Regions from separate parts of the Homo sapiens genome. Here region 1 is linked to region 2. A link is a loop called in an ENCODE intact Hi-C map of the cell type or tissue named here. Cell type or tissue: endothelial cell of umbilical vein. All regions are shown on one strand. Links, peaks and the distances in the headings refer to the core of each region. The heading gives the core; the rest is flanking DNA.

Evidence for each region. A loop is a pair of places that touch in the nucleus more often than their neighbours do. Peaks named below come from ENCODE experiments on the same cell type or tissue, not always from the same donor. Only the 100,000 strongest peaks of a DNase experiment are listed, where the experiment ranks them.
Region 1: it touches region 2 in a loop (5-fold over the local background); 2 of 110 quality-filtered maps call a loop at or near these places.

What each region holds. Positions count from the first base shown.
Region 1 is chr6:158,455,937-158,464,271 of GRCh38, forward strand. TULP4 (TUB like protein 4) reads left to right here. Exons shown (of 14, transcript NM_020245.5): 6 at 5,627-5,793. Among named protein-coding and RNA genes, the nearest start is that of TMEM181, 100 kb to the right of the region's middle. RefSeq lists an enhancer at 7,851-8,335. In endothelial cell of umbilical vein, for the core only: no CTCF peak of the experiment used is centred there; DNase peaks (open chromatin) are centred at 4,035 and 4,885; H3K27ac peaks cover 2,370 bases.
Region 2 is chr6:158,404,642-158,412,976 of GRCh38, forward strand. All of the region lies in intron 1 of TULP4 (TUB like protein 4), which reads left to right. Among named protein-coding and RNA genes, the nearest start is that of SNORA116, 86 kb to the left of the region's middle. RefSeq lists an enhancer at 7,260-8,335. In endothelial cell of umbilical vein, for the core only: no CTCF peak of the experiment used is centred there; DNase peaks (open chromatin) are centred at 2,050, 4,090 and 5,030; H3K27ac peaks cover 5,774 bases.

The DNA.
Region 1 (8,335 bases), core at 95-8,094, 51 kb after region 2:
TATTAATGTGAATAAGCATAGGACCCACATAAAATAAGAGACTCAAAGAAAGGCCACATGGTTGAAGTTTTTATACCCTTTCCATGGAAAGGAGGGAAATGGGGAGGTGGGTAGGCAATCATGATTAGTAGTAAGTGATTTCTAGGGGAAATGAATGGATCCAGGAGGTAGACGTTACCTTGTTAATAATTCTTAGGAACTGAACAGGACTTGTAAGTTATGGGAAGGTGAGGGGTAGAACTCTTACTGTGACCAAAGGTTTCGACAACTTTTATTCTCTTCTCTGGTGGTTAAGTCTTTCCTGGTTATTTGGGGAAAGCAGGAGATCAGAAAGTCCCTGGCTCTGAAGCAGCTTCTAAGGCATGCTTGTCCAGCTTGCAGCCTGTGGGCCACATGCAGCCCAGGACAGCTTTGAATGTGGCCCAACACAAATTTGTAAACTTTCTGAAAACATTATGAGATTTTTTGTTTGTTTAAGCTCATCAGCTCTTGTTAGTATTCATGTATTTATGTGGCCCAAGACAATTCTTCTTCTTCCAGTGTGGCCCAAGGAAGCCAAAAGATTGGACACCTCTGTTCTAAGGCCTTCCAGTTGTCTTTAATTCAAAATGCTCAGGCCGGGCACGATGGCTCACGCCTGTAATCCCAGCACTTTGGGAGGCTGCGGTGGGTGTATCACAAGGTCAGGAGTTCGAGACTAGCCTGGCCAATATGGTGAAACCTCATCTCTACTAAAAAACAACAAAAATTAGCCAGGCATGGTGGCGTGTGCGTGTAATCCCAGCTACGTGGGAGGCCGAGGTGGGAGAATTGCTTGAACCTGGGAGGTGGAGGTTACAGTGAGCTGAGATCACGCCACTGCACTCCAGCCTGGGCGACAGAGCAAGACTCCATCTCAAAAAAAAAAAAAAAAATGTTCAGTGTACCAAAACACCATACTTGGGATCTCGTTCTCTGTGCCCCGACAGTGCTATATGTAGGCAATTTACCTTTTCTCTCTTGGGATCAGAATGTTTTAAGGACTTAGCCTTTACATGTGGTATGAATAGCAATCATTTTTGTTTTGTAACTTATTTTTTTATCCACTATCTTACGGGCTATGTTGGTAAATACTGGGATGAGACAACCAGAATACTGTTGGAGACGGCACATGGCAATGTTTTTAGCCTGGGGTCATCTGTTCTATTACAGACAGGTCAGCCACTTGTCTCATAGAGGAAATTAAAAAGGTCTCCGATCCACTTGGTTTTTCTCTATTACTGTCTCAGAGGAACATCACTAAAGAACTTTGGCAGCGAAGGAAGGTAACTCGCACTATTGTTTTAGTGTATCACCAGCACTGGAATTTACGACCTGTGCAAAAGAACCTAGAATTCCACATAGCTCTTGGTCCCTGCCCAGGCCTCTTCTGCATCAGCCAGCACACTTCATTTTCACTGCAGATGTGTCTGTGGGCTCAAAGGCCGGGTTCTGGGGAGGGTTAGGCTCTGATTTTGCTTGGCCGTGGTTTGCTGAGGAAGTTCTGCCTTCTTCAGATTCTCTTCCTTCAGAACAGGGACTTCTCTTCATCACGCAATAAGCAGGGAATTGATTCACTTTGCTTGGGGTTTTTACCCATTGTTATGACTTCTACTCTTTTCCTGAGTAGAAATAATTCAATCAGGAGTTCAGGAATTTTCTGCCCAAGCCAGTTCATCCCTCAGTGGCAAAGCAGACTCCCAGAGGCACTCATTTCATCCCACACTTGCCTTGAAATTAAAAGCTCCAACCCCTGAGCTTTGTTTGTGTTTTTTGTTTTGCAGAATTTTCTCTTTTTGTCATTTCATTAAGCACACTGAAAAAATGAGGAGGGAATTTTTGAGGCAGGTGGTTTCAGTCATTGATGCCATCTGCTCCTGTGGGCAGACCTGATAAGATTTGCCCACGTCGTCCTCATTGAGTACGTGCCCCTTTTTTTCAGTCCTTGCAGTGAAACATACTTCTTAAAGGAAAAAAAAATGTACCTGTTATTTTATCATCACACACTTTGCTAATTAATTAGTTGCTCTTTCCTCCACCCCCCACTGCTCCACATGCACGTGTGTATGCACATACACAACATGCATGTCTAATGACTAATAAAGAGGTGAATCATGCACATGGTAATCTAAGGGACAAAGAACTGGATAACTTCAGACTCCAAACAGTAGCTGCAATATATATGGTGCTTGATAAGCACTCCTTTCTTTTTCTGTTAAAATTTAGCTGCCTCTTTTTGACCCAGTAATACCACACAAAGGGCTTCTTGTTAATACAAAAGAACTAAATTTTCACTGACTTCATATAACCTTCCAGACTTTTACCAAAAAGGATCCATAAGATTTTCTGGCTAAAAGAGAATAGTGTAGGTGTGCTGAATTTTTTTGTGTAAAACATATCAGAGACCGAAAACCCACACCCCCCAAAATCATTGAGAAGAAACATAGATGCTTCCAGAGTACGGACCTCTTGTGTGCTCTAGAACTCCCCATTGCCTGTGAGGGTGAGATTAGAGACTCTGGGCCACGAGCTTTAGGAAAAGGGAAAAGAGGCCTACTGAGTAGAGCATTAGTTTGTTCCTTTTAGGTTGTATTCTGAAACAAATTTAAAAATAGGAGATTCAAACAAAATTATTACTCAAGTCTTGGGCAAAGATACTGGGGATTATTTTTTAAATAAGACAGACATCATTTACAAAAAGTTTCTGAAACAAAAAAGTTCTGTCCTGACTATATCTAGGCTTCTGTATCCTTCTCTTCTTTATCATAATGACATGTAGAAATTGAATGAGTATTTTCTTTTACTTTGATTTTCCCACTAATTTCTGAAAATTTTAAACTCTTGCCCTAGGAATTCAACTCCTGCAGAAAACTCACATACTCCTGGCTGACACTGAACAATTCAGGGTTATTCTTTCTTAGTCCCACTGCTGAATTCTTCATGCTAGTACTTTATGAGATAGCCTGTGTCCCTGGTCGCGGCTGTGCCTGTCATGTGGCTCAGGACTGCTTTATGCTAAATCATCAGAGGCACTCACATACGTTGCTATATCGCTTGATGCATGTAGCTCCATAATCGTTGGAACAAGAAATGGCATTATTTACATGGAATTTAATCTTTTTTGAAAGAGTGATTCGCCTTTGCAGATGACAGTCATCTCATTATAACTTTGCACCTGCATTAGAAGAAGTCCTGGCCGGGCGCGGTGGCTCACGCCTGTAATCTCAGCACTTTGTGAGGCCGAGGCGGGTGGATCACATGAGGTCGGGAAGTTGAGACCAGCCTGACCAACATGGAGAAAACCCGTCTCTACTGAAAATACAAAATTAGCTGGGCATGGTGGCGCATGCCTGTAATCCCAGCTACTCAGGAAGCTGAGGCAGGAGAATCGCTTGAACCCAGGAGGCGGAGGTTGCAGTGAGCCGAGATCGCGCCATTGTACTCCAGCCTGGGCAACAAGAGTGAAACTCTGTCTCAAAAAAAAAAAAAGAAGTCCCTGAGAGTTTGCTTGTAAACATTTGGATTCATTCTTGCCTCAGATAGATAGCCCATCTCGTAGACAGAGCCTGGGAGTGCCCCAGGTTGCTTGCTGAGTCCCTGAGCAGTTTCCGAAAGCATCATAGGTCAGCTCTGCAGGGGCAACAACCCACTTTTCTGTTGGGGAAAGCCACCTTGCAATACAATTCAAAAAAATATTATTTTAAAAATAAATACAAGAATGGTGCAGTTCAGGTGAGGAGCTGTGGAAATTTCATGTCGTCATCTTTATTTCTACAATATTACAATGATGCTTCTGTCCTAAGAAGCTTGAGACACCGTCATCTTTGTTACTACTATGACTGTTTATGTTAGTGCCTCACCTTTTGGTTTCCTTGTGTGCCCAAAGCTGCTCTCCAGAGAACGTCATCTCAGTTTCCTGATCACAAGCAGGCTTTTCCCTGAGATAGATCCAGGCATTGAATGCCCAGAGCACATTTAGTATGTGCACGAATCCTCTAGCTTCCCCTCGCATTTGTAAAAGAATCTGATTCACCAGGATGTTTTTGGTTCTTTTATGTAATTTTTCATTTCCTGATTGTGGCAGGTTTTTTTCCATTTTCTATTCATCTGTAACTGCTTTGGCTCAGCCCTTTGTCTCCCTACTTTCTGCCCTGCAGCTAACTTCATGAGAAAGTCCCGTGTTCCCTGGGTCTGGAAACCTGTCTTGTCCCAGGAGACACACTCTAGTTTTCAAGAGACGTGAAAGAGCTTCAGCAACCTCAGAATGTTCTGGTGGCAGCATCAAAATCATGACCATGCATGAATAAGGGGTATTGTCATGTGTGTGCTGATAGAGCCCGGGGACCACTGAATTCTAGCCCCATCTCTGAAATATGTGCCCATCAGGGCAGAGCATTTTCTTTTAAGTTCCGCCCAGCTTCTCTGCAAAGTGGGCCACTTTAGTTCTAGATTTCAGAGATCTCTGTATAAACCAGATTACGATTTTAGGGTCTTGAAGGAGAAAAAAAAAATGTCATAAATCTTATTAATACTAATGGCTTTTGTTTTACCAGCAAGAAATAAGTAAATTGCTCTCATTGGGATAAGATAAACCTTTTAATAACCATTTCTTATAGGCACTGAGTAGTTTGTAGGTGGGCATCGAATTTCCAATGTGGAAATTATGCTGAAAAAACTGTCTCCCAGCAGGGGTATTTATTTTCTTTTCTAAGCCCCACAACATCATCAAATGACAAGAGTCAGCATTCTCATATGCATGTGTGTCCTTTGTATGAACCTTATCTGCCCAGTAGTGCCCAGAAATCAAATGAATATAAACTAAGACTTTGTTTTCGATGTGCTTTTTACTTTTGGCATTTATAAACTCTCTGAGTCATCCCTGGGAGTGGAGGCCACAGCAGTGGGACCAGTACTTATATGAATATACAGTCATAGGTTTTATTGTCTTGCTGTCTCTTAAAAAAAAAAAAAAGGAAGTTCTACAAGTCTCATGGAAATACTGGAATTGGAGATACATATTTAACATGCTAACTTTATTAGATCATGATTTCTACCTAATTTGGTTGTGTTTCAGTAAACTACAATCCCCAGTCATGTGACAAACACCTGTTTTTAATAGAATCCATCATCTTCAGAGAAATTGGTTGTATTCATGAGCTAAAACATGAATATATGGGCTGGGTGCAGTGGCTCACGCCTGTAATCCCAGCACTTTGGGAGGCCAAGGCGGGCAGATCACCTGAGGTCGGGAGTTCGAGACCAGCCTGACCAACATGGAGAAATCCCATCTCTACTACAAATACGAAATTAGCTGGGTGTGGTGGCACGCGCCCGTAGTCCCAGCTACTCGGGAGGCTGAGGCAGGAGAATCGCTTGAACCCAGGAGGCGGAGGTTGCAGTGAGCCGAGATCACGCCATTGCACTCCAGCCTGGGCAAGAGGAGTGAAACTCCGTCTCAAAAAAAAAAAAAAAGGAAAAAACCATGAATATATTTTTGTTGTATTTGCTCAGTGTCTGTATTTTTTAAACTACTGAAGACAGTAGGCTTGCTGAGTGGCAGTTTGAGGAGGGCTGTGTCCTTGTGCTGACCCTCTCTCCTCTGTTTCAGAGGTGGTAGCCCAGTGGTGCACACAGGGGGACTTGCTGGCAGTCGCTGGGATGGAACGGCAGACCCAGCTTGGTGAGCTTCCCAATGGTCCCCTTCTGAAGAGTGCCATGGTCAAGTTCTACAATGTTCGTGGGGAGCACATCTTCACACTGGACACTCTCGTGCAGGTAAGGATGTTCTCTGGAAACAAGTACATTTTCAGCAGTATACTAGTGAATAGGTTATTATAATTATTGTTGACAAATTTTATTTTAATCTTTTTTTACCTTAGGTTGTGGTGGGTAAACCAGGAGAAATAAGGGAGAAAGCAGTTTTTGCCTTTTAACCAGAATGCTTTATTCTATTTCCCAGTCAAATGAGCACATAGTGAATAAGCAGAGTAAGCTGGTGTTTATCATCAGTCTGAAGCAGAAATCAGAAAATTGCAGAAGTGAATGCTGAATCTTCACTTATTCACTTGTAGGAGAGGAAGAGTAATTTTCTTCTCTACTCTTAGTGAGTTCTTAGCAGGACTCCCCATTGCAAAAGACAGATTAACAAGAGAAAAACAAACAGAAGTTTAATAACTTGTGTATCTCCTGCATACGTGGGAGTTAACCCAAAGAAATGAGTAAGTCTCTAGAGTAGCTCAAAACATTCTCTTAGACTACAGGCTTAAATGCTTCACGGAAACAGAGAAAGAAGGGTGATATTCATTCTGCAGATTTAAGCCAATGTCTTTTCTTTTTTTTTTAAGTCTCCAGAAGTCCAGTCATCCTTCTCTTCTTGGTGCAGAGAGAGAGAGACCCTTACATATGTAGATTTTCTTTTCTTTTTTTCTTTCTTTTTTTTTTTTTTGAGACGCTTTCTCACCCAGGCTGGAGTGCCGTAGCGCATTCTTGGCTCACTGCAAGCTCTGCCTCCCGGGTTCACACCGTTCTCCTGCCTCAGCTTCCCGAGTAGCTGGGACTACAGGTGTCTGCCACCACGCCCAGCTAATTTTTTGTATTTTTACTAGAGATGGGGTTTCACCATGTTAGCCAGGATGGTCTCGATCTCCTGACCTCATGATCTGCCCGCCTCGGCCTCCCAAGATGCTGGGATTACAGGCATGAGCCACCATGCCCAGCCAGATTTTCTTTGTAGATGTAATTTCTCTTACAAAAGGGTAACTCTTCAGAGTTTACCCTATGTCTTTTTTTTTCCTTTTTTTTTTTTTTTTTTTGAATTGGAGTTTCACTCTTGTTGCCCAGGCTGGAGTGCAGTGGCGCCATCTCGGCTCACTGCAACCTCCTCCTCCCGGGTTCAAGCAATTCTCCTGCCTCAGCCTCCTAAATAGCTGGGATTACAGGTGCCCGCCACCACGCCCGGCTAATTTTTGTATGTTTTTTTAGTAGAGACGGGTTTTTGCCATGTTGGCCAGGCTGGTATTGAACTCCCGACCTCAGGTGATCCACCTGCCTCAGCCTCCCAAAGTGCTGGGATTACAGGCATGAGCCACCACTCCTGGCCTACCTACCCTGTGTCTTTACCCTGTGTGTATCTCAAAATAACCATCTCGAAATTATCCTTACGCCAAAGAGGCAGATCTGTGGTGGCTTATTCTAGTCTCCTACAGTCATATTTGGGGAAGCATGTCCTGAACCCTGTCACACTCTGATTTTATATTTGTTATGCCAGTGATGAACCTTTACATTTTAACTAAATTGTTGTTAAGCAGTAATTTTAAAAGCTTAAAAGTCTTTAAGAAAGTATACACAGATGGGCCCCCTTTCTATTTGTTTTTATTTCCCAGAAATCTTTAGGCCACCTTATGTTTGAGTCAGTTATAGTGGAGGATGAATTATCAGCAGCGCGTAATAGACGTATGCCTGGGAGGGAGTTGACAGTGGAGGTGATAATGAACAAGAATCTGTGTCCTAGGAAGGGGAACATCACACACCAGGGCCTGTTGTAGGGTGGGGGTAGCGGGGAGGGATAGCATTTAGGAGATATACCTAATGTAAATGATGAGTAATGGGTGCAGCACGCCAACGTGGCACATGTATACATATGTAACAAACCTGCACATTGTGCACATGTACCCTAGAACTTAAAGTATAATAAAAATATATATATATATATATAAAAAGAAAAAATAAATGGAATAGACTTCATTAAAAAAAAAAAAAGAATCTGTGTCCTAACATTACTCAGCTCATCAGAGAGGCAGGGATACCAGATATGGGGAAATCTGTAATTACATGCAGGCATTAAATATTTAAATATATATTTTCTTCTTTTAATTGTGGTAAAACACATATAACATAAAATTTATCGTCTTAACCATTTTTAAGTGTACTGTTTTGTAGTGCTGAGTGTATTACATTATTATACAACCAATTTCCAGCACCTTTTCATCTTGCAAAACTAAAACTCTTTACCTATTAAACAACTACTCCCTGTTTCTCCCTCCTCCCAGTCCATGAGAAGCACCATTTTACTATCTTTTCTGTGAGTTTGACTCTACAAACCTCATGTAAGTGGAATTATGCAATATGTTGACAAACCAAATTCTGTACAATATTTAAAGAGGTTTAGTCTGAGCCAAATATGAGCAACCATGGCCTAGGACACAGTCTCAAGAGGTCCTGAGAATATGTGATGTGCCTTAGGTAGTCAGGTCACAGCTTGGTTTTGTACATTTTAGGGAGACAGAAGTTACAGACAAAGACATACATCAATACCCGT
Region 2 (8,335 bases), core at 51-8,050:
GGTGCACGCCTGTAATCCCAGCTACTCAGGAGGCTGAGGCAGGAGAATTGCTTGAATCCAGGAGGTGGAGGTTGCAGCAAGCCGAGATTGCACCACTGCACTCCAGCCTGAGCGACAGAGGAGACTCTGTCTCAAAAAAAAAAAAAAAAAAAATGCCTGTGAATTAAAAACATGAAATATCCATAAGGTCATTTTTTTCCTCAGACAAGAAAAGATTGAGGTCTGAGAGGAATACAGAGGGCTCTGGATAGTACTGGTGATATTTTAAGCCGAATGAGAACATTTCATAGTAAATTTTTCTTTAAACTGTTATATATGTCATAAATATTGCCTAAGATTTTTAAGTTAAAAAAAAAGTCTATGGAGAGAGTTTAACCTTCTTTCAGCTTCACTTACCTGAAACAAGGTAATAGTCATGGCAGTACCTCCTTCTAAGATGTTTGTGGAGCTAAAATAAGCTATGTAAAATAATGTATGTAAAAATGACTTAAACTTATTGTTGCTGAAATACATTGTTTAAATTCACTGTCTAACAAGATAGTTTTTTCAGACGTATGAGAAGATGGAAGTAAAATATGGTCATTGTGGGAAAATCAGAAAATAAGGAAAAGTTTAAAAATCATTTATAACACACCTGTTGGGGTGATCAGACCCAACACCAGGTCGTGGGGGTGACGAAGTCCAGCGGAGTCAAAGGAATTAGAAAAGACAGTTTGAGAGAGAAAGTGGGTCCAGGGGGCCATCGCTAGTGTGTAGAGGCTGCGAAGGCCCCGAGCTCTGGGAGCCCAGACTATTTATTGGTGATCAAACAGGTGTTGAGAATGTGGGGGTCAAAAGGGCACCGTTGCATTAAGCACATGATTTACAGCTGTGACGGTTTAGCATATGCTCTGCTACTTGAGATAATGGAGAGCAGGTTCTTTTAACTCAAGATACAATCGATCCTGGGAGAGCAAGGAGCAAGGAGCAAGGAGCCAGCAAGTCTAGACACATTCCAGAGCCACGAGCCCTGGATTCTATCCAAGCCACAAGGGGTTTTTATGCCCTGGGCTGAGATTATGGTGCGTCAGGGTAGCCTTCCACCCTTTAGCACAGAGCTTGGCGTTCCAAAGGCCACAAGGAGTTTTAGACCCTGGATCCCGGACATGTTCCAAGAATCTTTTACATTATGTCAGACGTACAAGCCTTGCCTCGGCGTCTCCCAACACACACCACCAGGAACGTCTTAGTTTATTTCTCTTTAGTGTGATTTTATTTTCTTTCCTCAGAACCAGAACTAATTGATACAGTTGTTTTCTAGGACATTTTTGCATTGTAGAAGTATGACAGCAAGAACACATGCTTAAAAAGCAAAGAATGAAGTGGCTCCTCTGAGTGTTCCACCAGGTGCTCCTTGGGCAGGCGTCTCTCCCCTCTTTGTGTCCTCCCTGAATGCACCTGTTTGGTGCTTCCTGAATACTCATTGGCTGAGTGATTGACGGCCACAGGTGACAGCTTGGTTAACAGGTGCTCTGAACAAGAGAGAGAAGACAGAGCCTCTTGGACCCTGACCTAACCTTGAACTTGCTTTGTGACCTTAGGAAAGCTTATTCACCTCATTAGCCTACCTTTCCTCATCTGTGAGCCAGAGCACTAAACATTTATGTTTAGAGCTAAACAGATGTCTGTTTTAGCTCTAAATTAACTATTAATACTAATAACTACTAGATACACCAAGGGTATTTAGTTGAGAGTGAGTGAAAAGAAGTGATGAGGAAAAATGTGAATTTCACAAGTTTTCAAAGTGATTTGCAACCTCAATGAATAGTGCATGTGATTGAACATACTTTCCAGTAGAATTTTTACTCAGGAGTTTGCAGCTATGATGAGTGGAAAAGAATAGAAGTTAGAGTCATAGGGGGTACTATTCCACAGGATTTTGAGGCAGATGAATGCCTGAATATGGTCAAAAGATGAAAGTATTAACTGTTGGGTTTCCTCCAGACCGTAATTATAATGTAGCTCTTCAGCATTGTTTTATCTTGCTTTAATGGAAGAATCTTGCTGCCACTTAATAGATGAGAAGCATGGAATGGTAGTTTCGCATTCATATCAGATTTGGTGTGGAGTTCACTTTTTCCTAATTCAGGCCTGGCTAATAATATAAACTCTATCCAATAAGAAGATATATTATTTTCTGACAAAAAAGTTTGGAAAATACAGGAAGGAATGTGTAACTGTGTTTCCTGGTACATGTCCTAAGGAAGCTGGGACTAGAAGGTCACCCCCCAGCACATGCAGGTTCAGAACTGGTTAGAGGCACGGCGGTCCCCAGATTCCAGGGCTTTGACCACAGATCTGTTTTCTGAGTTCCTGTATTATCTCTAGGCCATTTCATTCACAGATTCTTGCCAACCAACTGAGATTAACTGAATTGTGTTTGAATGAGAACTGGATTTGTGAACATTCAAATGACAGAAATAAATTTGGCTATCTGAAAGTAAAATCTAAAGTTTTCTTCACATGTAGTTAGTGTTTCAGAGGGCTTAAGAGAAACTCAGTAATAGTAAAGACTACCCAACTAAAAATGGGCAAAGAATCTGAATAGACATTTCTCAAAAAACACACAAATGGCCACCAAGCACATGAGAAGATGCTCCGCATCATTAACCATCAGGGAAACACAAATCAAACTGCTGCACACTCACCAGGGTGGCTGTCATTTTTTAGAAGACAGGCAATAGCAAGTATTAGAATTTGGAGAAACTGGGAACCTCAGCCATTGCTAGTGGGGATGTAAGTTGGTGCATCATTTTGGAAACCAGTCCTGTAGTTCCTCAAAAAGTTGAACATAGAATTATCATTTGACCCAGCAACTCCACTCCTAGGTATAGACCCAAGAAAAATGAAACATGTTTATACAAAAAAAAAACTTGCACACAAAAGTTCATAGCAGTATTCATAATAGCTAAAAGTTGATGAACAGATCAACAAAATGTGGTCTCTCAATACAATGGAATGTTACTGGGCTATATTTAAAAGGTAAACACTGATACATGGTACAACATGGATAAACCCTGAAAACATGCTAAGAGAAGGAAGCCGGTCACAAAAGAGAACATATCGTATGATTCCTTTTATATGAAATGTCCAGAGTAGGCAAATCTGTAACAACAGAGAATTGGTTGCTTAGGGCTGGAGGGAAATATTGTGGGGTTGGTTGGTGGTAGCTAAAAAGTACAGGGCTTTGAGGGTTGAGGTAGATGTTCTAAAACATATTGTAAAGGTTGTACAACTCTGTGAATATACTAATAACCATTGCATTGTACACTGACAATGGGTGAATTACATATGTGAATTTTGTCCCAATAAAGCTGTTATCCAACCCCTTATCATTTGAATCAGTTTTAACATCTTACTCTTGAGAGAGAGAGAGGGAACAGATAACGGTTAATCATCTTTCAAGAATAGTTTAATAGAACAAAAGCTACAAAGTTCTCAGTCTGGTGTGGAACATTTGTGTGACGGAGCGCAGTGTACCGTATGGGCCGGGACTGTGCAGAAGGTGCTGCACGCAGAGCAAGCGGGAGTGCTTGGAACTTCAGGGAAGGCTTTACTCACCAGGCGGCAAGGGGCAGAAGGGTGTTCCTGGCCAAGGGTGGCACGAAGCATGTGGTGATGTTGCTTTTTAAGTTACAGAGTTGGGTAAGGGGTGCAAGTGGTGGGAGACAGGTCTGGAAAGGGAGATTACCTTTCAAAACATTTATCTTTTATTAAAGAGGAAACTGTATATGTAAATACTGTGCTGAAGCAGTCTTTATCTTCTGGAGTTTTGAGTTTGTGAATTAATAACACAGAGCTCTCATTTGCTGAATGTTTGCGGTGTGCCTGGCCCCGGTCTGAGGTCCTTTCTTAAGATACTCCTCACAACTCCGTGAGGGGTGTGCTACCATGGCTTGCGTCAAGCAGACGAGGAAAGGGGCAGCAAGAGGGTCCTGGTGGCCACAGCTGTGCAGCTGGTGAGTGAATGACGAGGCCCGGAGTCAGAGCCAGGCAGCCAGACTCCAGAGCCCGCCTTCCTCACCACTGACCTCCCGGTGACATCTCTGGGGGCAGCAGTCTGCAGAACCATTGTTCTAGTTGAATTTCTTCCAGCCTCCTTTTCAGGGTGCTTTTGGTTCGTTAAAATGACCACATGTGTCTACAATTAAATTGGCAATCACTTTGTTTTTCTTGCACAATTGTAGTTGTTGCTGGTTCACTTAATAAATTGCAGAATAAGAAGAACAGAGTGGTGATAATCACAGGGATTTCTTCCTTGAGCTGTGTGTATTTAGTGTTCATTCAAATTACATTTGTTTTAGGTTGAGAGAAATCCTTCTGAATAGTGATGACATTGGTTGTTCCCTGAGATGGCTTCTTGTGTAAATCTATCAACACCCTTTGGAGGGCTCCTGACTCAGAAGATGAACGTCCTTGGGATGGGCAAAGTGATGCTTGTTTTGCCTTCCCTAAAAGTAGTTCTAGGTGTAAGAAGTGATGTGACTGACTTAGGGCCTTAGATTATGGCCCAAATGTAGGCTTTCTGCAGTTCTGCCCTATGTTTTTTTGTGTAGATTTTCCTGCCTTTAATAACTTCACTGATAATAGTAACACTCTAAAATGAGAGAACATGTCTTATATTGGAGAGGGTAATAGGTTGGTATCTTTTTGAACCATCAAAGGCCTAGGTCAAAACTAACCCTTTCCTCTGACTTCTTAGTCAAAGAACATACACTTTAGCTAATACCCCAAGACAGAAGTTCTTTGGTGCTGAGAGTCAACGAGAGTCACATTCTCCTTGAAAAGGGAAGGGAAGCTCTATACCTGGATAACTGCGCAGATCCATGGCCCCATAGCACAAAATTCGGGCAACTGAGAACCCAGCTGGCCCCCAGCTGGTAATTCCTCAACATTCTGGTGTGTCCTAACATTGCCAAATAGGCTGGAAGGATTTAGAGAACAGGAAGTAAGCTACTGGGAGATAAGGCTGCAGCTGTGAATTATAGACAGGGGAGGAAATGAGAATAACAGCATTAGCAGTTTGGCTTTATTTTTAAACCAAAAATCACTGGAAAGATTTCTGTCTCTAATTTAAGGGTGTTACTCACCTTTTCGTTTATACTAGTTGGAACTCTTAGCAAAGTATGTAAATGGGACTATGTTTCCATGTACTGCTGCATCTCAACTGATTAAGAATCTTTTTTTTTTTTAGAGGTGGAGTCTTGCTCTGTCGCCCAGGCTGGAGTGCAGTGGCATGATCTCGGCTCACTGCAAGCTCCGCCTCCCGGGTTGATGCCATTCTCCTGCCTCAGCCTCCCGAGTAGCTGGGACTACAGGTGCCCGCCACCACGCCCAGCTAGTTTTTGTATTTTTAGTAGAGACGGGGTTTCACCGTGTTAGCCAGGATGATCTCAATCTCCTGACCTCGTCATCTGCCCTCCTCTGCCTCCCAAAGTGCTGGGATTACAGGCGTGAGCCACCGCACCTGGCCACTGATTAAGAATTTCTAAAAGATGAAATTGAGTCTGTGAACATTTCGTTTATCCAACAATGGCAACTGTGTTGTCATAAGACCAAAAAATCTTCAATTTCACATTAGAAATCATTTAAAAATATGTTTTGCCTCCACTCTTTTGTGTTTGTGTCATGCTGTGACTGTGCAGCCTTTTTCATGGAGAGGTTTGTTTTTGATGGATATTAAAGGCAAAAATGTAAATGTGGCTAGCCTCTCTCCTCTGGAGTATGACATCTTGTCATCAAGTATTATTTTACAGAGAGAGTCATAGTGGATGAGTATTCATTGGTATTACATTTAAATAAGGAAATAATTTAAAAACTGATCAGTCATGAACATCGTGTTCTTAATTTGTCATGTTCTATTCCACAGTGGCCATTCTGAAGTACATGAGTGACTATGGGCTTAAATAACTAATGTGTTAGGGACCAAATTGTAGCCACATGCACATTTGTGGATTCTAGTGCTTGGGTCAAATCATTGGCAGATCTGAAAGATGTCTGTGAAGTGGGCTTTTATTTACCATTTGGAAATCCTAAATTTTATGACATGTTCAATGTCATTTAAGGACTTTTGTTGATGTTGGTCTAACTTAAAAAAAAATCAGTAATTCTAATACAGGATTTTTTAAACTAAGCTAAAAAAATGAATCTGGGTTTGTTGCCCTGCTCCCCACATGAGTTGAGCCCCCTCCTTTGTCTGTGTACAAAGGACTGTATTAATGTCTGTTTAGGAAACTGAACTCCAGGGAGACAAGATGTCCTAATCGCGGTCCTTGGCACCTAACAATGTCTGGTTTATCATAGGCAGGCAGGCAGTATATGCTGTTGTTCAAATGCCTTTGGGAATTGAAAGTAAACTACTTGAGGGAGCTGCGGTGGCTCCAGCCGGTTGTCCTGGCGTACAAGGAGGCGAGGCTATGCGGTCGAGGCCAACTTAGGTAAAAGTGAAAAAAAAAAAAAAAAAAAGTAAACTACTTGAAATAGTTTCCAATACCTTCTATATAGTTCAAAGATATAAGTTAACAAGGATTACAACTTCTAATGATATATTATTGTTTGCACAATATATTCATAATTGCTGTGTGTCAGTATTCAAAGGTGAACATGCCTCTGTCCTTTTCCTCAAGCAGCACAGACCTGTGGGGGGTGGGTGGTGTTCACAAGCTGATAGTTCTGTAAGCACTGCATCCACAGAGCTATGACTAGAGCAAGGAAGAGGGTCTCAACAGAGAGGATTCCGCTAGATGGGGCCACCTGGGAGTTCTCAGTGTCCACATCCATGCAAGGTGAGCCATCAACTGGATTCAGTTTTTCTAGTGATCACCAGGTCTCAAAAGATTGCAACCTCACAGCTGCCTCTGATTTTTGCAGTTTTAAAAAAGAGCTATGATATTCTTCACACTTTAAGTGGGTAATAATTTCTCTTGAAAAATTTGATTTTATTATACATTTTACAACAAGTGCAGATAACACCAAGTGTGGCCAACCAAGGCTGCTCAAGGCACACTAAATCAGGTGATTCCTGGGGGTTCCTCCTAGCCCTCTGGTGCCCTAGACACAAGTTTAAAGACCTAAAATCAGGTGTGTCCATGGCATCGCTTTGAGAAGTCCCGGGGTTTATGTGTTGGTCTGAAAGCAGAAATTGTACTTTGGACAGAGGGTGTGAGGAGGGTCCTGGGCACTGTGGAAGTCTTTAACTATCAGTCCTTTTTATTTTCAGATATAAATTAGAATTTGGAAACCATTAACACCAGTGCCACATGTTCACAACTATTATAATTAGCTATTAGGCACAAAATGCTGGGAGTAGACAAGGGTTCAAATCTTCTTTTATTCATAGCAAGAGTACTCTTGCCTGGTTAGTAATAGCTCTTATTTTATTGATATATGTCAGTATCTAGCTGCATGTCTGGAGGTTCTGACTTCCCAGCTGGAACTTACCTGAGAACAACAGGTGTGTTTCATAGCCACCAACTCAGTATTAGTCACATAGCATGAATGTAAAAAATGTGTGCTGAATGTGTCAGACTGAATTAATTCATGATTACCAGGATGGGCCAATCAGGAACAGCCTCAGGGAACATTCTCCAGGGTGAGCCCTGCCGTGTTGGTTTGGTGGCTCATGGTGTCCGGGGACCATTCCATAACCCTCAGTCCCTCGCTACTTTTACTGGGCCCTGTGAGGCTTCCCTCAGACTCCTCCGGCACTCACCTATTCTCAAAAGCCACCTAGCCGAGTTGCTACCTTTTTAGATAAGTGATCAGAATTTTTCAAATTAAAAAACAAAGTTCTTATACTCAGAAAATTTGAAGCTTATAATTTCTTGTTATTTCCTCTGTGATAAATCGTAAACAACTTAGATTTTTCAAGTATGTATTTTTTTTTCCAAATTAACCACATTTAGATGATTTAGATGCTAAACTATTCAGAAATAAGTTAGATACGGAAAATTTTGCTTCTGGAGGAAAATGAACCTAAATAGTACTCACCCTTTCCTCTTTCCATACTAAATAAATAATACCCTGATTCAAATCCATAGTAAATGTTGTTAAAATAGTTTCCCCACAGCACAGGACTAGCAGATGAAGGACCATCTGAGAGGCAGGTGCTGGGTGCGGATGGGCCCCAGGTCGCCTCTTTGTTTTTGTAGTAGTGGGCATGTTCGCACTGTCTCTCATTGTTAGGAAGCCGTGTCAGTGGGGCTGGTTCCCTGTGGACTCTCGTGTGAGCTCTGTCTGTTCCCTGCCCTGATCCCTGCATTCGCCCCCAGTCTTCTCCCTTTATTGACTGCATTCT